Linked DNA regions of Homo sapiens: region 1 is linked to region 2. The links are chromatin loops, found by intact Hi-C in ENCODE. Cell type or tissue: A673. All regions are shown on one strand. Each heading gives the region's core, and the rest is flanking DNA. Links, peaks and the distances in the headings are about the cores only.

Region 1 (8,715 bases), core at 202-8,201, 450 kb before region 2:
CATAACTTCTATTTCTATTATAGCCTATTAACACTTGACCACCTAAGATTAGAAGGGACCTTAAAGAGCAAGGCTAAGACCCAAACAAAGCCTAGAACTTCCCCCAGACAGTTTAATCCATCCATAGACAGCTCTGATTAATCACAAAGTTCGTTCTAAGGCAAACCATCTGTTCTGCGATGTGAAAAGCAGACAAGAATAACATAAAAAGAAATAGAATTAGGAAAATAGAGCAAACCAAAATCTGCCCCTCTTGTATTCCCATTCGTAGGTCTGAGTTCTGCTCTCTGCCAAATTCGAAGCATTCCAGAGAGTATGTAGTGGATCTAGCAACATGGACTTATGTTATTTATTCTTTTCTACTCAAGGGCTTTTTCTTGACTAAAATATGCTATTGATGTTCTAAGGGTCCCTGGTGAGGGCACAGGCTAGAGGCTTGATTTTATATCTCTATTAACAGAAGTCCTGATGCTGGACAGTATATTCTGGGAGTTAGAACGCATACACTCAACCCATCCAAAAGATGTCATCTTCCATCCGCTTGACTGAATACTGGGATTTCTAGGCTCAATAAAAGACTTTTATTCAGGAATACCTCATATCTTTGAAACCACCTCTCTTAGGAGAGACATGAATATATTGCCTAAATATACCCACCCCACACTCCTGGCCCCAGCTAAATAAAACAAAAAATCTTCTAAATAAGAGCTTATGGATGGAAAATTCTGATGGGAGGCAATGGCTGTTTCAACATCCCCACCTCCTTCCCCACCCCCACCCCCATCCCCAAGGGTTTCCTTCTCAAACACGCCAAGGAGCAATCTCCCATTGCTTCTATCACCACCCCTACTACAGCCAGCTTCAGGATTTCACTCAGAACCTTTTCCTCTCTAGACCAAAAATGGATGCAATCTTTTCCCCCTCAAGATGAAATTTTCCTATGTATCCTTGCTAAGAACTAAGAGAAACCAAAAGGAAAATAAACAAAAGAAATCAGAAAAAAAGTCAGGTTTACAAAGTGCAGGTTTTGAATTTAACAATAGCTAATGATTTTGTTAAACAGGAATGTGTATCCAGACTTCTTCCTCACACTTGGTTCCACCCTCAGTATTTCCTTTTGCCTGTCTTCCAGAGAACATCTTAGGGTTGGGACCCCACTCACTGAGGATTTCTAAGGGAACAAGAGAAGATAACAGGGCAGAGGGCCCTTTCTTGCTGATCTCAAAAGCCTCCACCTTTCTCCAGGTGCAAATTTACACAAAATGAAATAGTCCAGACCCAAATGCTTAGCATTTTTGCTTCCACATCTCTTTTGGAAAATGTGAAAAGAAAATTTTTTCATGGATTTGCAGAATGACAGATTTGATAGAATATCTAGAGCACCTACCACCCAAACTCTCCACATTATAGATGAAGTAAATGAATCTTCCACGGTAAGAAGGTGACTTACCTAGGATCACCTTCATAGCAAGACAGTAACATAAAAAGGACTTGAAACTCACAAGATCTAAACAATGTTAAAGGCTTTCATTCTGAAGACTGGTTCTGATTGATGAGAAGGCTGGCAAAGAGCAAAAGGGCACAGGTACACAAAAGTGTGATAGAAAGAAAGTTGAGTGGCATTTCTCAGAAACCTTTTGAGGTTTGTCACTGTCACCTTAGTTGCCAAGTAGGTATGCCATCTACGTTTGCTTCTTTCCTCTGTTCCGCCTCTTCAGGCCGTCCCATCCTGGAAGTGCCAGAGAGTGTAACAGGACCTTGGAAAGGGGATGTGAATCTTCCCTGCACCTATGACCCCCTGCAAGGCTACACCCAAGTCTTGGTGAAGTGGCTGGTACAACGTGGCTCAGACCCTGTCACCATCTTTCTACGTGACTCTTCTGGAGACCATATCCAGCAGGCAAAGTACCAGGGCCGCCTGCATGTGAGCCACAAGGTTCCAGGAGATGTATCCCTCCAATTGAGCACCCTGGAGATGGATGACCGGAGCCACTACACGTGTGAAGTCACCTGGCAGACTCCTGATGGCAACCAAGTCGTGAGAGATAAGATTACTGAGCTCCGTGTCCAGAAACGTGAGTCACTATGGGGGTAGGAAAGCACTGATAATCAATGAATCAATAGTGGATGTAATTCTAGAAAAGCCTGAAAAATCCAGAGGCCTTCGTTTATACAGAGGCTCTCCACAGGTATATGTGCTTATCAGAGGAAGTGGACAGGCAGAGGATTCTTAGGGTCAGCATTCCCATAGTTAAATTTAGGAAGTGCTGGGAAGGGTTCCTGACCTGCAAATCTCTATCCCTTCGAGTGTCCCAGAAATGCCAGTATCCATGGACTAGTTACCCTCCTTGGGCTCTGGGCTTTACAACTCAAAAATGAGTACATTTAATTTGTAGATAGATGCTGATAGAGAAGCTCTGGGGAAAGGGAGGCAGAGGTTAGCCAGGATAAGTTTGCTTGCTGGACAATTTTACAAAAGTCTGGCCCTGATAATCCACAACTGCAGGTAATCAAAAGCTCTACTTGAGCCCCAGAACAAACTACATTAATTTTAAAGGTCAGTTGATTTTTACTTCCAAGTATTCCAAAACCCCGGGTAATACCAAAAAGTACCTACCTTCAAAGGAAGCCATTTTATTTGTATTGCCCTTTCCTTCTTATTTCCTCCAAAGTCAGAAGCCCCCTTTAGTTCCAGTTGCAGATATATGCATGCCCTTACGCCCAACAAGAATGATTCAGCCTTTTGGTCCCATATCCTTATGACTGCCCAGAGTTTCCTGTCTTGTCTTTTCTTTGCAGTCTCTGTCTCCAAGCCCACAGTGACAACTGGCAGCGGTTATGGCTTCACGGTGCCCCAGGGAATGAGGATTAGCCTTCAATGCCAGGCTCGGGGTTCTCCTCCCATCAGTTATATTTGGTATAAGCAACAGACTAATAACCAGGAACCCATCAAAGTAGCAACCCTAAGTACCTTACTCTTCAAGCCTGCGGTGATAGCCGACTCAGGCTCCTATTTCTGCACTGCCAAGGGCCAGGTTGGCTCTGAGCAGCACAGCGACATTGTGAAGTTTGTGGTCAAAGGTGAGCGGCCCTCTTTCCTGGTGAGCATCTTAACACACAAGCTTGAAACAAAGATACCTCAAAAGGTGCCCTTATGCAAAAGAAGAATTGGGAGAGGAGGATCCCAAGCAGGCAATGGTTGTACAATCACAAAGAAAAAAAACTTGGACTGGGGACAACAGGGATAGAGACATTGCCTATCATGCCATAGGTTAAGTAGATAAAGACGGTAAAGGAAAGAGAGATTTACTAGCACATTGTATTTGCCAGATACAAAGTACAATAACTTGACACACATTTTCTCATTGAATCCCCACAACTGTCCCATGAGATAGTTATCATTACTCTTACTTTACAGAAGAGGAAACAGAGTCAGAAAGGGGAATCTACTTGCCCATGGTCTCACAGCAAGGAAGTATAAATCTGGATTTGTACTCAGATTTCATGCTCTTCCTACTATGTCTGATTGTTTCTCATGGTTGAATCTATATCAGATCCTGGGCACCCTTTGAAAGCTGTTGTTTTTTGTTTGTGTGTTCTGTTTGTTTGGTTATTGTTTTGCTTGTTTGATTAGGCTTGATCTAATATATCTACATGCTTTCTTTTAACTTCCCTCCCCCACTTCATTGTAAACCCAAATACAAGTTCTGGTTGAAGTATCCTTTAAGATGGGCTCTTGTTAATCAAGATCTGACTATTTCTTACAGCACTGTCCTGGGAGCACTACAAACTATGCATATAAAGACTGTAAGCTGAGGCTTAAATGAAGAGTCCAGCAGTGATATGTCCAGATGAGTTTTCTTAGCTTTCAAGAGATCTCCTTGGAAAGAAAGACACCCCAACAAGGTTACCATTGCCCAAAACATGTTGGAAACTAACTGATTTTAGGGAATTGCCCTCAGAACCATCTGAAAATTATTGTCTTCTGAGGATAGTTCTGTGTAAGGAGAGGGCGTAAACCTAGCCCAAATGGCTTATTACCATTTGGGCTAGGAGACTGATGTTGGTTTGAGACTCTTGTGTTTGCCTGGAGGAATTTGTTTCCCAAAGTTAAGCTGTAGTGAGGATGTGTGTGCTGTAGATCATGGTTTGTTAGTTTTGGGAGGAACAAGAGTGGTCCGCCCTGAAAGTTATATGAACAGTGTCCCAGTTCTCTAAGAGCTGACAGTCTGGTCAAGCAGAGAGGGCAGGGCGTGACCAGAAAGCCCAAGAATGTATACTTCATAAAGAGACTAATTGAACATTCTTGCCTTTCTGTGAGTTACTTCTCAGACCACCTAGGCAAGAACTTGCTCACAGTAAACCCTCCTGTTTATTCCTTCTCACAGTCAATGCTTATTACAGTGCTGTTAAGCAGTGCTCGCCATTGCCCCCTACTGACAGATAGGAAAACTGAGGCTCAGGGAAGTTATTCTCAGCCTTCCACTCTTCCCTGCTCTGTGAGCCAACGTAATCTTTCCTGGCTACCTCTACCTGCCTCCCTGTCCACCCAACCTTGTCCCCTGAGTCTGACCCCCTATTTCACCTCTGCCCTACGGAACTCTCAGCCCTTTCACCCTTCCACCTCACTCTGCACTGTTCTTTAGTTCTAGAATGACTCTGGAGGCCCTGCTTTTGCTCATGTTCTTGGACTGCTGAGCTTTGCTGACGAACAAAACAAAACACAGATATGAATTGACTCCACTTGAATTTTATGCTCTGCGATATGTACTGCCTGACCCCATGCCGTGTGTCTATTTGCTTATCTTTGTCTCATTCCTCATAGCAGCTTTTCAGCACATTTCTACCTTATTTCAGGCCCCCAGCCTTGCTCCTAAAAGATAAGGTAACTTCCTTCCTCTGTAAGAAGGTCCAGACCCTCTTCATATGTGAATTTTATCAACTACCCTCCTCTCTGCCTTGATATTTCCCTATCCATTTCCTCTTGGCTCAGAGTAAGGTATGCTTTGCTCCTCTCCACAACAAGCCCCTCCTCCTGAACTCTTAACATCAGCTACTCCAATGCCCTGCAATACCCTTTATCCTCTACCTAAGCCAAATAGATATGCATGTATAATATATGTATATATGTCAGTATGCAAGCCTAATACATACATATATATATGTTATTTTTCAAAAATCTTTCTCTCCATCTGCCACCTCATCTCTCCTATGTTCACTACCAACCTTCTCACGAAGGTAGCTTCCACCAGCTGAACCTCTCAATTCATTCACCACAACATAACTTTGTAATTTGGGGTCATCATTAACCTCCATATCACCAAATCCCAAGACCTCTCCATTCATACTTTTCCTCCTCAACATCTGTGTAGCAGTGGATCCTGTTGGCCATTTCTTCCACCTCAATATTCTTTTAATCACTGCTATTGATGACACCAACTTATCTTGGTTCTTCTAAGACCTTCCTGAATGATCCTTCTGAGACACCTTTGTTGGCTCTTTTTTCATTCACTCCTTAATTGTAAATGTTCTCAAAGACTCAATTCTTATTCATCTCTGCATGTATTTCTATATTATCAGGAGATTTTATTTACTTCTGTGGCTTCAAATATCACCTGTAGTCTGATGACTCTCCAACCATAATATTATCTGTATTTATTTTTTCCTGACTGCTAGATCCCAGTGTCTAGTTACCTTCTGGACAGCTTCATTTCTAATTTCAGCGTGTTCAAAACTGATCGTACCTTTTACTCACCAAACCTGTTCCTCAAACCTGTTAGAAAACATAGCAGTACCTTTGACTCCTCCTTCTCTTTTACCTCGCATCGTCAAATAATCATCAATATTACCAAGTGCTGTGAATTCACCTACTGAATCAGATACCTTATTAGGCTCTTTCTTTCTCTTCCTATACCCTCATGGTCTCATATTCTTTTTTAAAAAACAATTTCAATCATCTTCTAAATGTTCTCCCCATGTTCATACATTCTTACGAAGTCATCAACTTATTCAATATTTATTGAGTATATATTTTATGTCACTAGATTATAAAATTCAAGAGTGCAGAATTCTACCTGTCTACTTCATTGCTGTTTTTCAGAGCCCAGCAAAGTATCTGGCACAAAGAAGACACTAGACACTAGATGAATACTGTATTTGTTAATGAATGGGGAAAATATGCTATTGCCTTACCTTTGAAAATCCTACCACACTGTTGTCAGAATTATTTCCAAAAAAAATAGACTGAACAATTTTTGCTTCCTTTCTCAAAAGGAAGTAAACCTTTCTCAAAAGGTGTAACCTTCTGTTACACCCCATGGATCTTTCCAACTAAAGAACAAAGCCCAAACCCTTTTAGTCTGTTTTCAGCCTACCTATCCAGACTTATCTACTAATATGTTTCGCCACATCTAAAACGGAGCATGCTGTTTCCTCTGCTAGCAAGAGGGAGAAGCTTATGGTTTTCTCATGTCTTTTCTGAGCAGGTACATGGCCCTGTGCTTGTGTGTGGCCTCCTAGTTTCCCAGAACTGTGTCAGAACTCTTCAAAATCCCTATGGAAATCTTATTCCTCAACCATTTTTAAGGCTATTTTGGTTAGTTTTTTTTGTTTTCTCGCCTATTATCCATTGCCTCAGGCAGCTGTGTGACAAATGCTACCCCATCCCTGGGGAGAGGCTCTTAGCACTGGGTGACCAATAAAACAAGTCTTTTGAGTCAGGTCTTTCAGGGAACCACCAGACAGGCCAAATAATGGCAATTATTCAAAAATGAAGTTTGTTGGGCTCACTCCAGCACCTGGAATGGGGTTGTATGTTCAAGATTACCTCTGAGGTAGAAGGGGTAAGGGGACTAGGAGAAGTTAAAACAGCACAAAGCTTGCTGTTCTTACCAAAACTGGGATATTTTTCTTCCATAAATCCTGTCTAAGGTGCTGCAAACCTTTGGCTATTTTGCAAAATTCTAAAAAAAAAAAAAAAAAAAAAAAAAAGTTGATTACGTCAAATTTTGCATTATTTCACTGATGTTGTTAAAGGGTAAATTTCTGGAGGTTATTATGTCACCATTTTCACTGATGTCACCCATTGCCACTTTCTTTATGATACTTCCCAAGTTTCTCTCAAGAGAATTAATTACTAGGTCTCAGTTAGAAGTTAGTAAAAATAAAATATATTTTCCCATCCAAGTTGACTGACTCTCTGAACTCTAGCTACAGGTTCCTTCGAGATCTATTAATCCTGGGTTAAAAACTCTGTCCTTGATTGATGTATGAAAGATGAACAAGCAACACAGGACTTACCAGCATCATGACAGAAGTGTTGAGGCAGGTCCAAGTATGGACCTGAATGGCCTTTACTTACTTCCTATTTCCCTAGGGCATTAAACTATTCACCAAAGGGTACCAGGTCCCTTCAATCGGTTCCCTTTTCCTTGCAGACTCCTCAAAGCTACTCAAGACCAAGACTGAGGCACCTACAACCATGACATACCCCTTGAAAGGTGAGTTTTGCTAGAGTCTGAGGAAGTAGTAGAGGTTCAAAATGGTGTCATCGTAGCCAAGAAAGGAATCACAATGCCATGGAATGGCTAATAAACAGTCACTTGGTTCCTCAGAGAGAACATAGCAGTAAAGGAATGGAAACAAAAGAAAGGTAACAATGATGAATATATACTCTTTTTTTGTGAAAACTTCTGAGGCAAAAGGAAAGAGAGGGTTAGAATTACTCCCATTGGAAATACAAAAAACAAGAACACTAAATTCTATTCTGCTCCTAGTTTGACTTGCTGTGTGACTTTGGGTACATTACCTCCCCTCGATGGGAATTCTTCTCACTGCCCACACCTAACAGTAAGAAATGAAGATGCCTTATCTCATGGTACTAGTGGTTGATAACATGGTCAGGTACCCTGGAAAGTACAGCACAAATGGCCAGGGAAGGACTCCAACCTTTGCAACCATCTCCTATCTCTCAACTTTTTGAAAGAAGAGAGACATCTCTGACCCTATTCTCTATATTCATAGCAACATCTACAGTGAAGCAGTCCTGGGACTGGACCACTGACATGGATGGCTACCTTGGAGAGACCAGTGCTGGGCCAGGTAGGAATATTGTCAGGATTTCTATCTTTTCTTCTTGACTCTAAGCTTTGTGACCAAAACTTTCCCTTATGCACACTGTTCTACAGCATTGAAATCTGCAAATCATTACCTGCTATGTGCCAAGCAATGGTCAAGGGCACTGAGGATGGGTAAAGTGGGTAGGATGTAGAGAGAGAGATACAGATCCAGAGATGAGCAAAGTCAGAGTGAGGTTAAGGGGAGTGATAAATGTGCCCTTTATTTAGTTCTCTGTTGTCATAGTAATATGCTTTCCAAACATTCTGAGCAAGAATATGGATAGGGACATTATGACATCATGACCTCAACCAGGTAAGGATAATGGCTGAGTGTCATTGCTTGAGCTCTTAACCAGGGCTCTTCAAGCCGCTTGAAGCTGATTTCTGATTCCTCCAAAGCCTTGAAAATTCCCAAGTCAGGGTCTCAGAGATTCAAATCCCAAATAAATCTTTTGTGTTTCACCTGCATCTGATAGTCAGTTGGTATGCCTTCACATGACTACATTGACTGTTGAAATAATAGAACACTCTCACACCAATTGATAATTAGCTGCTCCCCTTAACCCCTGAGCCCTCCATTATTACCTGGGGCTGCCTT
Region 2 (8,715 bases), core at 144-8,143:
TTTCTTTTTTTGTTTGTTTGTTTGTTTGTTTTGTTTTGTTTTGTTTTTGAGATGGAGTTTCACTCTTGTTGCCCAGGCTGGAGTGCAGTGGTGCGATCTCAGCTCACCGCAACCTCTGCCACCCGGGTTCAAGGTATTCTCCTGCCTCAGCCTCCGAAGTAGCTGGGACTACAGGCACCTGCCACCACGCCTGGCTAATTTTTTGTATTTTTAGTAGAGACGAGGTTTCACTATGTTGGCCACATTGTTGGTCTCGAACTCCTGACCTCGTGAACCGCCCGCCTCAGCCTCCCAAAGTGCTAGGATTACAGGCATTAGCCACCGCGTCCGACCGACACTGTTCAAAAGAAGACACGCATGCAGCCAACAAGCATATGAAAAAACGTTCAACATCACTTATCATTAGAGAAATGCAAATCAAAACCACAGTGAGATACTATCTCACACCAGTCACAATGGCTAGCATTAAAAAGCCAAAAAATAACAGATGCTGGCAAGGCTGTGGAGAAAAGGGAATGTGAATACACTGCTGGTGGGAATGTAAATTAGTTCAGCCACTGTGGAAAGCAGTGTAGGACCAGGCATGGTGGCTCACTCCTGTAATCCCAGCACTTTGGGAGGCTGAGGCGGGAGGATCACTTGCGACAAGGAGTTTGAGACCAGTCTGGGCAACATAGCAAAACCCTGTCTCTACAAAATAAAAAAATAATAACATTAGCCAGGCATGGTGGCACACACCTGTAATCCTAGCAATTTGGGAGGCTGAAGTGGGAGGATCACTTGAGCCCAGAAGTTTGAGGCTACAATGAGCTATGATCATGCCACTACACTCCACCCTGGGTAACAGAGACCCTGTCTCAAAATAAATAAATAAATAAAAGAAAGCAGTGTGGCAGTTTCTCAAAGAACTCAAAACAGAATTCCCATTCGACCCAGCAATCCCATTGCTGGGTATACACCCAACCAAAGGAATATAAATTGTTCCATTATAGAGACACATGCGCGCCTATATTCATTGCAGCACTATTCACAATAGCAAAGACATGGAATAAACCTAAATGACCATCAATGATAGACTGGATAAAGAAAATGTGGGGCCAGGTGCGGTGGCTCATGCCTGTAATCCCAGCACTTTGGGAGGTCAAGGCAGGAGGATTGTTTGAGCCCAGGAGTTCAAGACAGCATGGGAAACATCGTGAAACCCTATCTCTACTAAAAATGCAAAAAGTAGCCAGGTGTGGTGGCACACGCCTGTAGTCTCAGCTACTTGAGAGGCCGAGGCACAAGAATCACTTGAGCCCGGGAGGCAGAGGTTGCAGTGAGCTGAGATCATGCCACTGCACTCCAGCCTGGGCGACAGAGTCAGACCTTGTCTCAATAATAATAATAATAATAATAATAAAGAAAATGTGGTGCATATAAACCATAGAATACTATGTAGACATAAAAAGCCTGCATGCAGTGGCTCACGCCTGTAATCCCAGCACTTTGGGAGGCCAAGGCTGGTGGATCACTTGAGGCCAGGGGTTCGAGACCAGCCTGGGCAACATGGCAAAACCCCATCTCTACCAAAAATACAAAAAGTAGCTGGCAATGGTGGTACACACCGGTAACCCCAGCTATTCAAGAGGCTAAGGCATGAGAATCCCTTGAGCCCAGGAGGTGGAGGTTGCAGTGAGCCAAGATCATGCCACTGCACTCCAGCCATGTCAATAGAGCAAGAATCTGTCTCCAAAAAAAGAAAAGGAATACTACACAGTCATTAAAAGGAGTGATAACATGTGCCTTGCAACAACATGAATGGAACTGGAGGCTATTATCCTAAGTGAACTAATGAGGAACAGAAAACCAAATACTGCATCCTCTCATTTATAAGTGGGAACTAAATGATGAGAACACATGGACACAGAGAGGGAAACAACAGAAACCAGGGCCTACTTGAGGGTGAAGGGTGGAAGGAGGGAGAGGATTGAGAAACTACCTATCGGGTACTGTGCTTATTACCTGGGTGACTAAATAATCTACAGTCAAACCCCCGTGACATGCAATTTACCTATATAACAAACCTGAACCTAAAATAAAAGTTAAATAAGCCAGCCACAGTGGCTTACGCCTGTAATCCCAGCACCTTGGGAGGCTGAGGCAGGTGGATCACCTGAGGTCAGGAGCTGGAGACCAGCCTGGCCAATATGGTAAAACTCTGTCTCTACTAAAAATACAAAAATTAGCCAGGCATAGTGGTGAGCACCTTTAATCCCAACTGCTCAGGAGGCTGAGGTTGCAGTGAGCTGAGATCATGCCATTGCACTCCTGCCTGGGTGACAGAGCGAGACTCTGTCTCAAAAAAAAATAATAATAATAAGTTAAATAATTTTTAAAAGCTTCTACTATGTAGGTTTTAGGACAGAGGAGAGTGGAATACTCGCTGTTGGAAGACTGCCCTCCTTCAGAATGCCCTCTCAGGCTCCCTTCCCCTTTAATCTACCATACTTTCAGTCAGGCTTGCCTGCCTTGTTCACCTTAACTGTCCCTTGGTGGCCTTGTATACGTATGAAGTACTGGGTCTTGCCCTCTCCATACGGGAGGGCTAGAACTCTGTCCATATCTTGGGAGCCTGTCCCATACGCTCTGTACCTTATCTGACCAGGTGAAAAGTCTCTGTAAATCCAGAATCTGGCCCCAAACCATTTTTGTGAACTCTTTTCCCACTCCGTCTCTCCTGCCACCTCAGACTACTCCCTATTCCGCCAAAACAGCATAATGTACCCATCCCTCATTTTTCCTTAAGCCATTCCTTCTGCCCAGAATGCCTGCCTTTCCCTCCCCCTCCTGCTCTCCCTTTCTCCAAACCCCTCCCCCACCACACACAGACATCTGTTCATCTTTCAAAGCCCAGTTAAAATGGCTCCTCCTCTGTGAGACCTTTCTTATCTGGTCAGAATATATCCCTCCTTCCTCCCTGTCACCTCCAGCAGTTTATAGTTCTATTTAGCACAGACTCCATTCTTCCTTGTGCACTGGTTATTTGTTTACTCATCTATTCCCCACTGGCTGGTAAACACTTTGAGGTTTACTCATCTTGGTGTCCCACCCACCATTCACTTCTCTCCCACCCACCACCGCAGCCTTGCCTCTATCACACAGTGCCTGGCATCTAGTTTGTGATCAATGTTTACTAAGCAAATGAATGGCTCCTTATCTTTTCCCTAGCGCCATGGAAAGCTCAAGAAAAATCCTGGCCCATGTGTTGTAGAGGATCCCTGCTTCCATGACCACCCCCTTCTCACCCTCACCCCCAAACCCATGCCTTGGCCCTTGTGCGCTTTTATTTTTTTTTTTTTACCCACCCTGTGTGTGACCCAAAGGCCCAAAATTGCATCGCTTGGATGTTCATTGGGAATTCACTCACATAGTTGCAAAATTATGAAGCTGGAAGGGATTTCAGGGACCCCCCCACCATCTGTCTCCTATTTCACAAAATGAGGAACTGAGGCGCCTAGAGGTCAAGAGATTTGCCCAAGTACCCTCAACATATTAGGAGCCTAGTCAGAACTAGATCCCTGAAAAGTTTTCGAGTTTTGATATTTGGTTTGCTTTGCGTGTAGCCACCGCCCACTAACCTTGCACAGAAAAATGGGTAAATGGCGCCACATAGTGGCTAAGAGGCTTAGCGTCACCTAATGGTCCTGTTCCTTAAAAGTGTAATTCCCAACCACATCCTGCTTTGCCTTTGTCTCCGAAAGAGGAGGATACAGGGAGGTCACCTTCCAGGAATATCCCGCAGAATATTCAAGTAGCCCCAGCTGCTCCAGGCAGGAAACAAGAGACAACCGTTTTCTTCAGTGTCTGCACCAGAAAGAGAGGGATTGGGGACAGCAGGCAGCTTGAAAGCCAGAGAGTCAGGCTTCCTAAAGGGGCTTGGAAGAGGCGTCTCAGACCTTCTGTAGCTGAACCAGCTCCGAAGCTGCCTCCTGGGCCTGTGTTGCTGGGCTGGCTGCTTTACTGAATGGTTCTTTGCCACATTTGGCCTGCCAGGAACTGGCTTCACAGCCTGACACAGGCCCTTCTACCCAAAATATGCAGGTCTGAAAACTCAGCGTCCAGAGCTGAGAGGTAAATACCCCTAGATTCTTTCAATAGAAATTTTAAACAAGCTATCTTGGAGGTTCGGAAGCTGGGCTTTTCCCTCTTCGCACATAGAATTGCACTCTAGTTGATGCGACCCACCACCCCCCGCCCCGCCCCACCCCATGAAGCCTTCCTCATCCAGCTCTTAGCAAGAATCTTCTACATTGTAGGTCAAAGGAAAAGGGACATTTAGACTCAGGCAGAAGAGGGAAAGGGGGACATATTTGGTGTCATATGCCAAGATCTGACAGCATGCCTCATCTGGGAATGGAGATTCTTGGAAGTTCAGGAGAAAACAAGAAGCTCCCTAGGGCTGAACCTAGGGCAGGGCCACCTGCTTGGCCCTGCCAATGAGCCGTCATCCTTGACCCCCGTTTGGCCTCTGGCTTGAAGCCTGGATGGAAGGAAAATGGGGGAGGATTTGGGCCCCCAGGAAAATGAGGCTTGGCCCTTGCTGGCTCTGGGAATAAAATTGGGGGCTGATGACTGAAAATCAGGCAGAGGCTCAACAACAAATCAAGCAAGAGTCCTGGGGTAAATGAATCTTCATTATTCTCCCATCTGGGCCGTGAGTTCTAGGAATTTGTCCAAAGGATGAGGCCCTGAGTGAGCTGGCTGCTGGCAGGCTGGTTGTGGTGCTTAGAAAATTGGGTGAGGGGAGGAAAGGATAATAAGTGAAGGGAAAATGGAGACCAGTGGGGGTAATAGGAGCTTAGGCAGGGGTCAAAGCATATTTTGTGGGCTGAGATGGAATTTATGCAGCCCAATGATGTTTAAATGAAGTGATCTTAGAAATCAATTTCCTGGTTGGCTTGGAACTCCTAGGAGTAAAGCAAGACAACTTTCCATACATGAAGGGCTCAGACCACAAGTTTCTCTTCCATCCATTCCCCTCTTCAGACCTGGAGCATACAATGCCATTGTCTCCTGGAGTTGTCCCCTCACCCCAAAGGGATGCTGATTCTGGAGCTCGGATGATTCTAATACTTGTTATCTAACCTCTTTACATCCATGGAGTATTCCATATACTTCAGCTACTTTTCAACATCTAACAATTAGAATGCCAGGGCAATCTGGCCATAATAGGTTACCACCTGGATGGCCATCTAATTAGCACCCCCATAGCTCTGTGAAGTTGGCAGGATGTGGAGAGCTCCCTCTTTCTCTCTCTCTCTCTCTCTCTCTGTCTGTCTAATACAGATGGAGTCTCTCTGTGTTGCCCAGGTTGCTCTTGAACTCCTGGGCTCAAGTGATCCTCCCGCCTCCCAAAGTGCTGGGATTACAGGTGTGAGCTACTACACCCAGCGGAGTTATCTCTATTTTGCAAAGGAGGAAACTGAGGCTCAGAGAGATGAAGTTGATTAGACGGAGAATATCCGTGCTGGATAGATCTCAGATCATTCTAGTCAAAATCACATTTTGATAATCAAGGCCCAACTCCTCCTACCCCTCAATGCCCATTTCCAGTGACTAGGTACTCAAACACCTGCAGCAACTTGGAAATCTCTATGATCTAAGGCAAACTTTGTCCTCAACCCATAGCCTATTAGGTATGGGGCTTGAACTAGGAAGCCAGGGCTTTAGAAAGGAGCTGGCACCTGACTTTGGGGAGCTTAGTGTTTCCCAAGTTGAAAGCTTTTACATGGTTTTAGCTAGTTTGCATCAGACATCCTCTTATGTTGTAGCCAAATCAAGACTCAAGGCGGGAGGGGGCAAAATCACCTGAGAAAAAGAAAGAGATAATAAGCGATAGAGTGCTGAAAATAAGCCTTTATCCTAGAAAAGTGTCTGGGCCAGGTAAAGGATGGGAGAGATGGGGTAGGACTGGAGGTGGGAAGGAAAGGAAAAGTCTAACCAACTCCATGGAACCCAGAAGATTTGAAGGATATCCAGCCAGCCTAGGATTAGAAGTTTGGATGCTGGTTAGAGGAGGCAGCACTGGGGTCTGATCCCAACTGGAATGCTACTACAATTGGGCCACTTTGTGCAGACCTTCCAGGTTAACAGCTGCCATGTTGCAGATAAACTCCTCATCCTTCACTGGAATGTCAAAGAATGAAATTTTAAGAGGAGGAATGCATGCCCAGGTGCGGTGGCTCATTCCTGTAATCCCAGCACTTTGACAGACCGAGATGGGTGGATCTCCTGAAATCAGGAGTTTGAGACCAGCCTGGCCAACATGGAGAAACCCCGTTGCTACTAAAAATACAGACATTAGTTGGGCGTGATGGTGGGCCCCTGTAATTCTAGCTACTGGGGAGGCTGAGGCATGAGAATCACTTGAACTCAGGAGGTGGAAGTTGCAGTGAGCCGAGATTGCACCACTGTACTCCAGCCTAGGCAACAGAGTGAGACTCCATCTCAAAAAAAAAAAAAAAAAAAAAAAAAAGGGTGTGTGGGGGGTGGAATGCAGCTCTCTTCTACCTCTGAGTAGCTGTTAAAAAAAAGGAATGCAGCTCTCTTCTAGCTCTGAGCAGCTGTTTTGGAATTGAAGGTGGGGGAGAAGTGTATCCCGAACCAGAGAAACTAACCTAAGAAATAATTCTATAGTGTTGCTATTATATAAGTAATAGGCATCATACATAAGACTAGTATTAGTAGGAAAACTGGGGCCCAGGGAGAAGTTATTGTTTACATGACATCAAAACTAAGCAGACCATTTGGTCCGTTTTGGTCAAATTGGTTCACCTGATTGATTTAGTGGAAAACAATTAGCTGAGCTTCTTGGCATGAAGCTTACCAAATAAAAAGTTCCTTCAACTAAATTTTTTGCTTTTCCACTCCATATTTTTGATTCATGGAGACACTAAGTCTGGTTCTCACCTCACCTTGAATCCTCAGCACAGAGGACAGAGGCACTTTTGTGCCCATCCCATGCCCACCACTGTTCCCTCTGCCCACCCTGCCCTTGCCAGACCTGGACTTACATCTAAGCAAGAAAAAGATTCTGTAGGAAATAGCTTAGAATATACTACTTCCTTTTCCCTCTCTCTCCCTCTGCTTCCTTCTCCCTCTCTCCCTGTTTACCTCCCTCCCATGGATATATAAAGGGCTCTGGACTCCTAATCCAGGGCCCAGCCCTCTATACTCTGCTAGCAGGGGCTTCCTCTCAACCAGCTTATCCACTCACTGGTTTTGACAGTAACCATCTGTTCCTGGGGAGACCTAAGGAAGCAGTAGGAATGGAAATGGTTTCCTTGCTCTCTCTTCAGTTAAAGAAACATTGTGAGGAGGAGAGAGCCATTTCCACACAGTCCTCTTATTCCTTGCATGGCCCTGCTCTTGAAAGTCACCCCTGGTGAGGGAGCCTTTGTCATATTTAAAGAAAAGGAAAGCAAGGAATTTTTCAAAGGAGTAAGAATAAGGAAGAGAAAAAACAAAAAAGGAAAGGAAGGGAAGGGAAGGACATGGGGTCTTTCTCAACCGAGGTTGGCTAGCCTGATCCCTGAATTCTCACTGGGACCTCTGCTGAGTTTTGAAGACCTTGGGAGCAATGAATTGCTCTACAACATCTGTATCCTCTTCACCTTGCTTGGCTTTCCCCCAGGAATTAGAGAGCCATCTTTTGTACAGCTGGGTATAAGTGAATGCATTTGTGAGTATTCATTTTAGGTTTTTGTTGTTGTTGTTGTTGTTGTTTCCGAAATAGAGTCTTGCTCTGTCACCCCAGGCCAGAGTGCAGTGGCACCGTTTCGGCTCACTGCAACCTCTGCCTCCCAGGTTCAAGTGATTCTCCTGCCTCAGTCTCCCAAGCAGCTAGTATTACAGGCACACACCATCATGCCTGGCTAATTTTTTTTTTTTTTTTAGTAGAGACTGGGTTTCACCATGTTGGCCAGGCTAGTCTCGAACTCCTGACCTCAAGCAATCCACCCACCTCGGCCTCCCAAAGTGCTGGGATTACAGGCGTTAGCCATCACACCCAGCCGAGTATTCATTTTGGATGCTTATGGCCAGGGAATGATAGGCAGGAAGCAAAACAATGGAAGAATGGTAGAGAGGGCTGTTGGGGAATGAGAGGAGTGAGTAACAATCAAGAGACAAAAGAAGTTAAGGGAAAAAAGGAAAAGAGAAGGTTGTACAGAGGGAGCTTTAAAAAAGGCATGAAGCTGAACCCTCAGCCTGGGGCCACCCCCACAACCCCTCACCCCATGTGGTACTGCCATCTAGTCTAACTAGAGGATGGCACCTCAATATCTGGATACATAGGTCCTGCCTCCTCAGTGAGCAGGAGACCAAAGTGTGAAGGCTCCTTTCCAACTTCCATGAAAACACTCCACCCAGAAGAAACCTAATGAATGGGTCCTGATAAACTGTGCATTCATGAGATAGACACTTATCTCTGGAAAAATAATCTCAGGGCCTGTCTAGGTCAATGCTCCTCTCTGCTCTCCACCACCACTGACTTGAAGGTGAAGAAGCCTAAAGGGAAGTTTCTCCAGCAAGTCAGCCACAGTTTATCTCACATTTGGGGATAAAGAGCCCCTAAATACTCCTCTAGCCATGTTAAAGGATGCTGGAGTAGTCAGCTTTAGGGTGCAGAACCCAAATTATGGGCCCTGAAAAAGCAAATGAGGACTCTATACA

What was found. Hi-C counts contacts between places; a loop is a spot of excess contacts. Peaks named below come from ENCODE experiments on the same cell type or tissue, not always from the same donor. Only the 100,000 strongest peaks of a DNase experiment are listed, where the experiment ranks them.
Region 1: a loop joins it to region 2, with 4 times the contacts of the local background. A loop is called at or near these places in 3 of 110 quality-filtered maps.

What each region holds. Positions count from the first base shown.
Region 1 is chrX:66,026,834-66,035,548 of GRCh38, reverse strand. It overlaps VSIG4 (V-set and immunoglobulin domain containing 4), which reads left to right. Exons shown (of 8, transcript NM_007268.3): 2 at 1,719-2,075; 3 at 2,800-3,081; 4 at 7,437-7,499; 5 at 8,023-8,100. Among named protein-coding and RNA genes, the nearest start is that of VSIG4, 8.9 kb to the left of the region's middle. RefSeq lists an enhancer at 1,825-3,024. In A673, for the core only: a CTCF peak has its summit at 4,432 (motif pointing left); no DNase peak of the experiment used is centred there.
Region 2 is chrX:65,577,056-65,585,770 of GRCh38, reverse strand. No RefSeq gene overlaps it. Among named protein-coding and RNA genes, the nearest start is that of LAS1L, 47 kb to the right of the region's middle. In A673, for the core only: a CTCF peak has its summit at 3,680 (motif pointing left); a DNase peak (open chromatin) is centred at 3,640.